Regions from separate parts of the Homo sapiens genome. Here region 1 is linked to region 2. Evidence: chromatin contacts called from ENCODE Hi-C or POLR2A ChIA-PET data. All regions are on one chromosome and are shown on one strand. Each heading gives the region's core, a stretch centred on a gene start or an enhancer-like site at or near the end of the contact. The rest is flanking DNA. Distances are from core to core; before and after follow the strand shown. Region 1 holds the start of PTOV1-AS1 (PTOV1 antisense RNA 1). Region 2 holds the start of DMWD (DM1 locus, WD repeat containing).

What was found. A loop is a pair of places that touch in the nucleus more often than their neighbours do. ChIA-PET counts read pairs that join two places held with the same protein, here RNA polymerase II (POLR2A). Pooled maps may share reads with other maps.
Region 1: a pooled map shows a loop between it and region 2 (2.5-fold over the local background). The contact joins the promoter of PTOV1-AS1 here to the promoter of DMWD in region 2. A Hi-C loop is called at or near these places in 5 of 50 pooled maps. POLR2A ChIA-PET finds 5 or more read pairs at or near these places in 2 of 52 experiments (HEK293T and naive thymus-derived CD8-positive, alpha-beta T cell).

Annotation. Positions count from the first base shown.
Region 1 is chr19:49,849,691-49,854,002 of GRCh38, reverse strand. PTOV1-AS1 (PTOV1 antisense RNA 1) reads left to right here and starts at 2,327. Exons shown (of 4, transcript NR_040037.1): 1 at 2,327-2,435. It overlaps PTOV1 (PTOV1 extended AT-hook containing adaptor protein), which reads right to left and starts at 2,844. Exons shown (of 12, transcript NM_001394010.1): 1 at 2,504-2,844. The coding sequence starts at 2,674. RefSeq lists enhancers at 5-64, 3,036-3,145 and silencers at 2,646-2,935, 3,376-3,455.
Region 2 is chr19:45,789,826-45,794,756 of GRCh38, reverse strand. DMWD (DM1 locus, WD repeat containing) reads left to right here and starts at 1,912. Exons shown (of 5, transcript NM_004943.2): 1 at 1,912-2,441; 2 at 3,670-3,852. The coding sequence starts at 2,001. RefSeq lists a silencer at 1,784-2,263 and enhancers at 3,412-3,461, 3,482-3,541.

The sequences.
Region 1 (4,312 bases), core at 1,078-3,577, 4.1 Mb before region 2:
AAGCCGGCTTGCGCTGTGTCTGTCCCACACACCAGCTTGCCCTGTCTTTCCCAGGCTGAAACTCTCCTAAAGCTCCCTGTCATCCCAAAGTTCAATTCCTTCCTCTGGCTCAGGCCAGTGCCCACCTCTCTGGCCTTATAAGTCTGACCCCGGGGGGAGGCAGGAAGGAGATGACAAGAAACACAGAGGGGACTAAACCATCCAGGAGAAAGACAGCGAGGAAAAGGGGGAAACATTTGGAAGACAGCTGGGACACCACCCCCAGAGGGGTCTCACAGACCAAAACATGTAGAACACCAAGAGAAAGTTCTAGCAATAAAGCCAAGCAACGCCACAAATGCTACTCACAGGCACTCTCCCCACTATTTTTATTACTATTTTTTTTTTGAGACAGAGTTTCACTCATTTCCCAGACTGGAGTGCAGTGGTGCGATCTCAGCTCACTGCAACCTCGCTCACTGCAAGCCGCGCCATCATGCCCGGCTAATTTTTTTTTTTTTTTTTTTTTTAGTAGAGATGGGGTTTCACCATGTTGGCCAGACTGGTCTCGAACTCCTGACCTCAAGTGATCCGCCCGCCTCGGCCTCCCAAAGTGCTGGGATTACAGACGAGGGCCACCAAGCCTGACCTCACTTATTGTTTTTTAAAACCAAAAACATCTCAAAGCAAACAAGGGAAAGCTCCGCAAACAGCCTGGCAGCAGGAAACCCACGAGAGTTTCCCCGTAATAGGCGCCTCCAGGCGGGGGAAAACAAATTATAAGGGTGATTTATTTTTATCTTATTACAAACAGGTATTTTCCAAATTTTCTATGAAGCACAAGGAGATCTTTCCTTCCAGAATACTAGCAAACACAAAAAATTTTATTTTGTGAGTGCTTAAAAAGAGAAAAACCTGAACAAACTTGCTCTCCACCCACGCAGGTGATTCTCCACCCACGCAGGTGATTCTTCACCCACGCAGGTGATTCTGACTTTTGGGCAGTCGTCAGAAGATCAGATAGAAAACCTGAGTATCTTGGCGTTAGAATGAGTTGGACAGAGAGTGGATGTTGCCCCGGGGGCTTCAGGCACCATACCGGACATCCAGCATCTGAGATGAGTTAAAACGCACAGCTGGAGGTGACTTTCGAGATGAGGGTACACTTACAACATACAAGTTGTTTATGGCGCTGGGACCTGAGGTATCTAGTCCGCATATACAGTGACACGTATGCATTTACTGCCACAAAGATGGGTAAAAGTCAGGAGAACGCACTTAAGAGCCCAAGCGACATACTTAATGTCTGCTTGTCTAGGAGAGCAGGTTGACTCAGGACTTCAAATATGCTGGGATCTGGAGCCATAGTAAAGAACACATATGCTTGCCTAAAACCCAGGGATACCTTCCACAGCAGGAGCAGCACATCAAGATGGGACGATCATATTTAAAAACGACGGTTAAGGTGCAACCTAAAGTAAATCTCACATCTTGGCAATCGTGTGCAAAACTGCGCGCCTGACATCCCTATTGCACAGGGAAGCCCATCTAGTACTTGCACTGAGGTTTAAAACCTTGGGGTGCATGTCTGAGGACCCGGAAAGCACTTTTGAACAACTAGATGCGAATGCTGCAGGAAGGGGCGAAGGCAGTGGAGTGAAGGGGTACGTTTAAGTTGTGGGAGGTGATCTAAGTCTCGGTATCCATGTTTATGACCCCAGGAAGCCTGTTTAAGGTTTCAGTAGGGCTGCCACAGCTCTGTGCCATCCACACCGCTGAGGCAGTGTATTTAAGAAGCGGACCCGAGCGCGAACCCAGGGGAAATCTCACATCGGGGCAAGCGTGTGCACGGTGCAAAGTCGCGATGTGCGGTTTTACAGCCCCAGGTAAACCTTACGGTTTCTGAAAAGCATGTGCATCTTTTGGGTCCGGAGAAGCGTGTGCAGCCCAAAGTACCTGCGAAGCTGAATGTTTACGTTTAAGGTCTGGGCTCACGGCAGTCCATCAAAGCATCCCACATGTGGGCGCGGGCGCGTATTCTAGGTGCGCACTCCACGGGCACGGAGCGGCCGCCAGGGGAGAACGCCCACGGGTGCGACATCTGGGGGCGCTGGTACAAAGCGCGGGCCCCTCCCTCGCCGCTGTCCCCCAAAACCGCCCCCATTTCCAGGTTTCCTGCCCGGAGAGCGAGCAACTCTCCAATAGGAAAAACAAGCGAGCGTGCCGGCTGCCTGTCTGCCGCCCCCAGCCCGCGTTTAAATCGGGCCGCGGAGTCAGCAGTAATATGAGCCCGCCCCGCCCCCGTCCCCCAACCCCCCACCCCGGCCCGAACGCGCAACAAAGGGGAGAGCGCGGCGCGAACCACCGGGTGCTCCACGGGGGAACCCGGCCCCGGGCGGGACCACCCTTCGGGCCACAGGGGACACCCCGGAGCGGCGGGGGCTGCGGACAAAGGCGTGAGCCCGGGATAGGGGCTGGGGGGGCGGGGCCGTGGAAGGCTCTGGAAAAAGGGCGGGGGGCTCACCATGGGAGGGGCCGAGCGGGCCCGGATCCGCGGAGGCTGCGGGCCTCGGGGGCTGGCAGGCCAGGAGCGCGAGCGGACGGCGCGCACCACGAGGGGCCGCGGAGGGCGGCCGCGACCCCCGAGGGGGCCCCCGGCGCCGGAGCGGTACGGGGCACGGCGCGGACGGACCATGGCGGGCGCGGGCCGAGCGGGCGGGGAGCTGCCGCGGGCCACAAGGGGGGCTGCGGGCTCCACCGACTGAGGGGCGCGGGCGCGGGCGCGCGGCTTCGGGGGAGACGGGCTGAGCCGTACCAAGCTCGGGGGACGCGCCGCCGGAGTGGGGTCGCCGCGGCCGAACCACTGAGGCGAGCGGGGGAGCCCGGCGCGTACCAAGCGCGTCCGAGGGGGCGTGGCCGGAGCGTACCAAGGCGGCGCGGGGGAGCGGGGCCCGGGCGGGAGCGGAGTGTGGGCTCGGCGGTCCTGCGGGCCTCTCCGGCGCGGGGGAGTCCTGGGAAGACGCGCGAGCCACAACTTCAGGGGGCGTGGCGGGAACGGGAGCCCCTACCGAATGGGGTGGCAGAAGAACGAAGGCGACACCAAGCTGGCCCCTTGCGGGGGTCGGGACGGCGGGAGACCTCATCCGGAGCCCTGGGCCCGCAGAGCCAGGAGACCGCGCCAAAATACATCAGGGAAGAGGGGAGGACGGAATAATGGGCCTGGGGACAAAGGAACCCACTGAAAGGGAACCCACTGAGGGTACGGATTGCACCCGAGCCTGAGACAGCTGAAGGTTTGCAGTCGGTGACGTGGCGAGGTGGGCAAGGGACTCCAACTCCCAGCGGGCCCCGCGCGGCCTGGGCGGGGCCAGCTGTCCCTGGAGGCTCCGCCCATTAGCCCCGGCGCCCAGGCTCCGCCCGCCGTCCCTGGCGACTCCAAGCTTCTCGCCACTCACGTCGCTCCCCGGCCTTCCGTGGATTCGCTCATTCGCTCTGCTAAAATGGAATGACTACTTACTAGTAGTTGTATAAGATTTTTCCCTCGATTTTTGTTCCTTAAACGTGGGTAATACCTAACCCTAGAGTGGTTATGGGGATCGAGCCCGAGGGGCTGTGCTTGACTGCTTGGCGCAGTCACTACTCAAATGTTAGCTTTTCTTTAAAAACAACAACAAAAATCTGTTATGAGTACCCTGTCCAGTTCTGTGCTCGGCGACGACCGAATCAGACCACGTCCCTCACAGGCCCCACGGTCCACTGGGGAGAGACATAATCACAGGCTGTGCTAAGTGTTAACTAGCGCACATCCACAGGGCGATGGGATATGACCATAGCGAGGTAAAGTTAGCAAGCAAGGGAAGTCAAGAAAACGACCTGTGAGCAACCTGCCATTCCAGATGGCTGGAAAAGTGTGCAAAGAGGACAGAACAGCAAAGACAAATCCTGAAAGTAGAAGGAATAAAAGGGAGCCAGTGTGGGCGGAGTCGAGTGAAGGTAGAGAGGAGAAATAGACACAGCTGTAGGAGGTTAGAGACGGAGTCCCTACTTCTGTTTCGGATGTTGACTAAACAATGTAGATAGATATTGATGTCATAGCCTGGAGAGAGAAATTCGGGAGTCATCAGTGTTTGAATGGAGACTGGATGAGCTCACAAAGAGACTGGGACACTCATCCCTTTAGCAGTCACGACAATGAGAAGCAACCAGCAAAGGACACGGAGGAGTGGCCAGTGAAATGGCAGAAGAACCCGTAGGCCTGTCCATGTTTTCCTGCCCAGGGGCTCCCGAGGGCTGACTGGAGCCCAGCCTTAAACCCCAAATCCAACCTGCATTG
Region 2 (4,931 bases), core at 663-3,162:
CTGATCATATTCATGCTTTAGAAAGACCTCTCTAGGCCTAGTGCAGTGGGTCACACATGTAATCCCAGCACTTAGGGAGGCCAAGGTTGGCGGATCACCTGAGGTCAGGAGTTTGAGACCAGCATGCCCAACATGGTGAAACCCCGTCTCTACTAAAACTACAAAAAAGTAGCTGGGTGTGGTGGCAGGTGCCTGTAATCCCAGCCACTCAGGAGGCTAAGGCAGGAGAATCACTTGAACCCAGGAGGCAGAGGTTGCAGTGAGCCAAAATCGTCCCATTGCACTCCAGCCCACGTGACAAGAGCGAGACTCTGTCTCAAAAAAAAAAAAAAAAAAAAAAAAAGCCGGGTGCAGTGGCTCATGCCTGTACTCCCAGCACTTTGGGAGGCCGAGGTGGGTGGATCACCTGAGGTCAGGAGTTCGAGACCAGACTGGCCAACATGGTGAAACCCCGTCTCTGAGCCGAGATGGAGCCATTGCACTCCAGCCTGGGTGACAGGGTGAGACTGTCTCAAAAAAAACAAAAACAAAAACAAAATAAAACCTCTCTACATGCCAAGTGAAAGGTGGAAGTGGGGGTGAGACAGAAATCTGGGAGACCAAGAGACACGGTTGATGTGGGGGTGGGGGAAGGGCTTGGGTAGAGGAGAAGCTTGGATCAGGGAGAACAAGGAACTGAGAAAGAGGAATTCCACGTGGTCGAATGCAAAAGACTTGGAGGCTGTAAGCGGGGGCAGAGTGAAGATAAATGGTACACATCTAGGAAGACACCCAGGTCTGTGGCCTGGTTGACTGAGTGGACGGCAGAGCTAGCCCTAAGGTGGGGATGCAAGAGAGGTGGAGGATTTGGTGTAAGACGTCAATTTCATTGTAGGATTCTTTTTTCTTTCTTTTTTTTTTTTTTTTAGAGAGACTGAGTCTGACTCTGTCCCCCAGGCTTTAGTGCAGTGATGTGAATTCATAGCAGTCTTGATCTCCTGGGCTCAAACGATCCTCCCACCTCAGCCTCCCAAAGTGCTGGGATTCTCGGATTCCAGGCATGAGCCACCATGCCCGAACCATTGTAGGATTTTTTTTTTTAAGTGTGAGATGCCCTTGGGACACTCTAGGGAGAAATCGTAGAGGCCATTGACTACATGAGACTAGAAAGATCTATGATGGGGCTGGGTGGCTTCAGCAGACATGGGGAGCACTGGCTATGAGTAGGAGCTGTTGGGATCAGGGGGAGACTTTGGGTTACGAGTGGATCACTGGGACACTGGGGCACCGTGGGGATCAATACAATTTGGGAATCAGAGGTAGGTTTTGGAGGACAAGTGAGGTTGTTGAAAATAAGAAAATCATGGAAATATACATTGGAGGTTGGTGGAAAATATGAAGGATGTTTGGAGTTAGCATTAATCAATAGTGGGTCAGAGGAAGTCCTCTGAGTTGTGTGGGGACACAGGGATTTGGTGGGTCACCAAGGGTGGGGAAGAATGGTAGCAGATGCTGTGGTCATTCAGGGATTTGAATATGTCAGTGGGAAACACTGGAGGTCAGGGGAGTGTATATTGGGCGTCTAAGGAGAGACCAGGGTCACTTGGGGTTGGCTGTGACTTCATGGGAAGGCTGGACTATGGATGAGGGCTTCTTTGTCGTGGGGGAAAAAAAAAAAAAAATCCCTCCGTTGCTAGGCAAACGTTCCCAGGGCGCGGTTGCTAAGGACTTGAGCTTTCTAACTGGCCACGCCTCTTTCCATTGCGGGCTCCGCCCCCGCAGCCAACCACAAGTCGGTCACAGGCTCAAAGGCCGCGCCCACCTTCTCGCCCCGCCCACAGTCCCAGCACCGTTACCCGAGCGACCGCGGGGATTCGTCCCGCCTCCGGATCTGGGTGCCAATCGAAGAGGCGTTGCCCGGGCGACGACCCCACCTTTTCCGGCGCGGGCCAGCGGCTTCCGGGAGGGGGCCCGGCTGCGGGCGGCAGTCCGGCAGTGGCGGGGCCCGGGGGGCGCCCAAGATGGCGGCGGGCGGCGCGGAGGGCGGCTCGGGCCCCGGCGCCGCCATGGGGGACTGCGCGGAGATTAAGTCGCAATTCCGCACGCGCGAGGGTTTCTACAAGCTACTCCCGGGCGACGGCGCCGCTCGCAGGTCGGGTCCGGCTTCCGCCCAGACTCCGGTGCCGCCTCAGCCACCGCAGCCCCCGCCCGGCCCTGCCTCCGCCTCCGGTCCCGGCGCTGCAGGCCCCGCGTCGTCCCCGCCGCCCGCAGGCCCCGGACCCGGGCCCGCCCTGCCCGCCGTGCGCCTCAGCCTCGTGCGCCTCGGGGAGCCGGACAGCGCCGGGGCCGGGGAGCCGCCCGCCACGCCCGCGGGGCTGGGCTCGGGGGGAGACCGCGTCTGCTTCAACTTGGGCCGTGAGCTCTATTTCTACCCAGGCTGCTGTCGTCGTGGGAGCCAACGGGTGAGCGGCCTGCATCGTGGGGCCCTGGGTGCTGAAAGGATGGAGGTTCCAGAGAACTGATAGGAGGGTCCCCGAATTGATATGGGGCCCTGAGATAGGCATTCTAAATGTGATGGACGTTGTAGGGCGACAGCATTGGAGGGAGTACAGGATTCTGAAATGTGATGAGAGGCCCGCGGGGTGCTGGGCAGGCATCTTGGAGGTGATGGGGGAAATCCCCTTTACCCCCGTTATGCGTAGGAGTTCTGGGATGGTGACTATTGGACATGATGGGGTATCTGAGATGAGGTGGGATCCCCCGGGTTCTGGGGTGGCAGGCATTCTGCAGGTAATGGGGAATCATGAGGTGATGCAAGCCCAGAGGTGATGGAGAACCCAGTATTGCAGCCTGGAGGTGTGGGAGAGGGGTCTTGAGATTGAGCCCAGGAATGAGGAGAAGTCTAGAAGTGATGGGGGCCTTGAAGGTGATAGGGGATCCAGAAGCTGAATGGGATTCTAGAGAAAATTGGGGTCTGGAAGTCATGAGGGTCCTGGAGGAGATGAGCGTCCGGAAGCTGATGGGAGCTCTCAAGGGAATGAGAGGCCCTGGCAGGGGAATCTGCAGGTGTGATTCAGGACATCTCTAAAGCGATGTGGTGAGAACCCTGGCCGTTTATGGTGATCCCAGAAATGATGGGGATCCTTCGGAGCCCCTAGGTAATAAATGGGCCTAAAATGTGGGAGACCGTGAGGTTTGACGGGTCCCAGAACTGTGGCGGTTTAGGGACTACAAAGTGAAGAGAATGCTAGGATGTTAGGCTTTAGAGTCCTGGAAATTTGGGTGACCTCAAGGTTTGGGGGTCTTGGAATAGTGTGGTACTAGGTCCCAAGGGAGTTGCTGAGGTTATAGGATGGAGTGGTGAGGCTAAAAGGAATCGGAGCTTAGGAACTGTGTGGACCCAGAACCCTGATTATGTGGACAAGGGTGTCTCTGAATTAGAGGTGACCCAACTTTGGGGAGGCACTGTGGTCAAGGGGGATCCTTACCATCTTTTTTGCTACTCTTGTCTGTGATTTGGGTCCCCTTCCCGTCTGTGGTTGCCCCGTCCTTCGCAATCCACCTACTCACCTCCCCACTTCCCTCTGGGTTCTAACCCTGCTTCCTCTTAGTGGTTTCCCCCAACCTCAACATCCTCTTCCTTCTCCTCAGTGGCATACACCATTAACTCCTTTTCTCCCACCCCTCAAGTCCATTGACCTCAACAAGCCAATTGACAAGCGGATCTACAAGGGCACCCAGCCCACCTGCCACGATTTCAACCAGTTCACTGCTGCCACCGAGACCATCTCGCTGCTGGTGGGCTTCTCAGCGGGTCAAGTGCAGTACCTGGATCTCATCAAAAAGGACACCAGCAAGCTGTTCAATGAGGAGGTGATTGCAGCCCCCAGAGCCCCCAACTTCTCTGCCTTCTCACCTACCCACTATATGCCATTAGGATGCAGCTGCCTGCGGAACAGTGTAGGCCTGAGAGGGGCAGGACCAGGGAGAGATGGAGAATGGGGTGACAGCAGCTAATGACAGCTGCCTTTACTGTACCCAGGCCCTGTGCTGTGTTACCCTTGTGCTGAATACTTTACTCCTTGGGTTTTCTTTCTTTCTTTCTTTCTTTTATTTATTTATTTTGAGATGGAGTCTCACCCTGTCACCCAGGCTGGAGTGCAGTGGCGCGATCTCTGCTCACTGCAAGATCCACCTCCCGGGTTCATGCCATTCTCCTGCCTCAGCCTCCTGAGTAGCTGGGACTTCAGGCACCTGCTGCCACGCCCGCCTAATTTATTGTAGTTTTAGTGGAGATGGGGTTTCACCGTGTTAGTCAGGATGGTCTCGATCTCCTGACCTCGTGATCTGCCCACCTCGGCCTCCCAAAGTGGTGGGATTACAGGTGTGAGCCACCATGCCCGGTTCTTTTTTTTTTTTTTAATTGTAATTGTAATTTTTATTGTTTTTAATTTTTTTTTTCTTTTTAAGGCGGAGTCTCACTCTGTCGCCCAGGCTGGAGTGCAGTGGTACAATCTCGGGTCACTGCAACCTCCGCCTCCCAGGTTCAAGCAATTCTCCTGCCTCAGCCTCCTGAGTAGCTGGGACTACAGGTGCGCACTATCATACCTGGCTAATTTTTTTTTTTGAGATGGAGTCTCGCTCTGTCGCCCAGGCTGGAGTGCAGTGGCGCGATCTCGGCTCACTGCAACCTCTGCCTCCCGGGTTCACGCCATTCTTCTGTCTCAGCCTCCCCAGCAGCTGGGACTACAGGCGCCCAGCACCACGCCCAGCTAATTTTTTTGTATTTTTAGTAGAGACGGGATTTCACCGTGTTAGTCAGGATAGTCTCGATCTCCTGACCTCGTGATCTGCCCGCCTCGGCCTCCCAAAGTGCTGGAATTAAAGGCGTGAGCCACCACACCCGGCCAATTTTTGTATTTTTGGTAGAGATGGGGTTTCACCATGTTGGC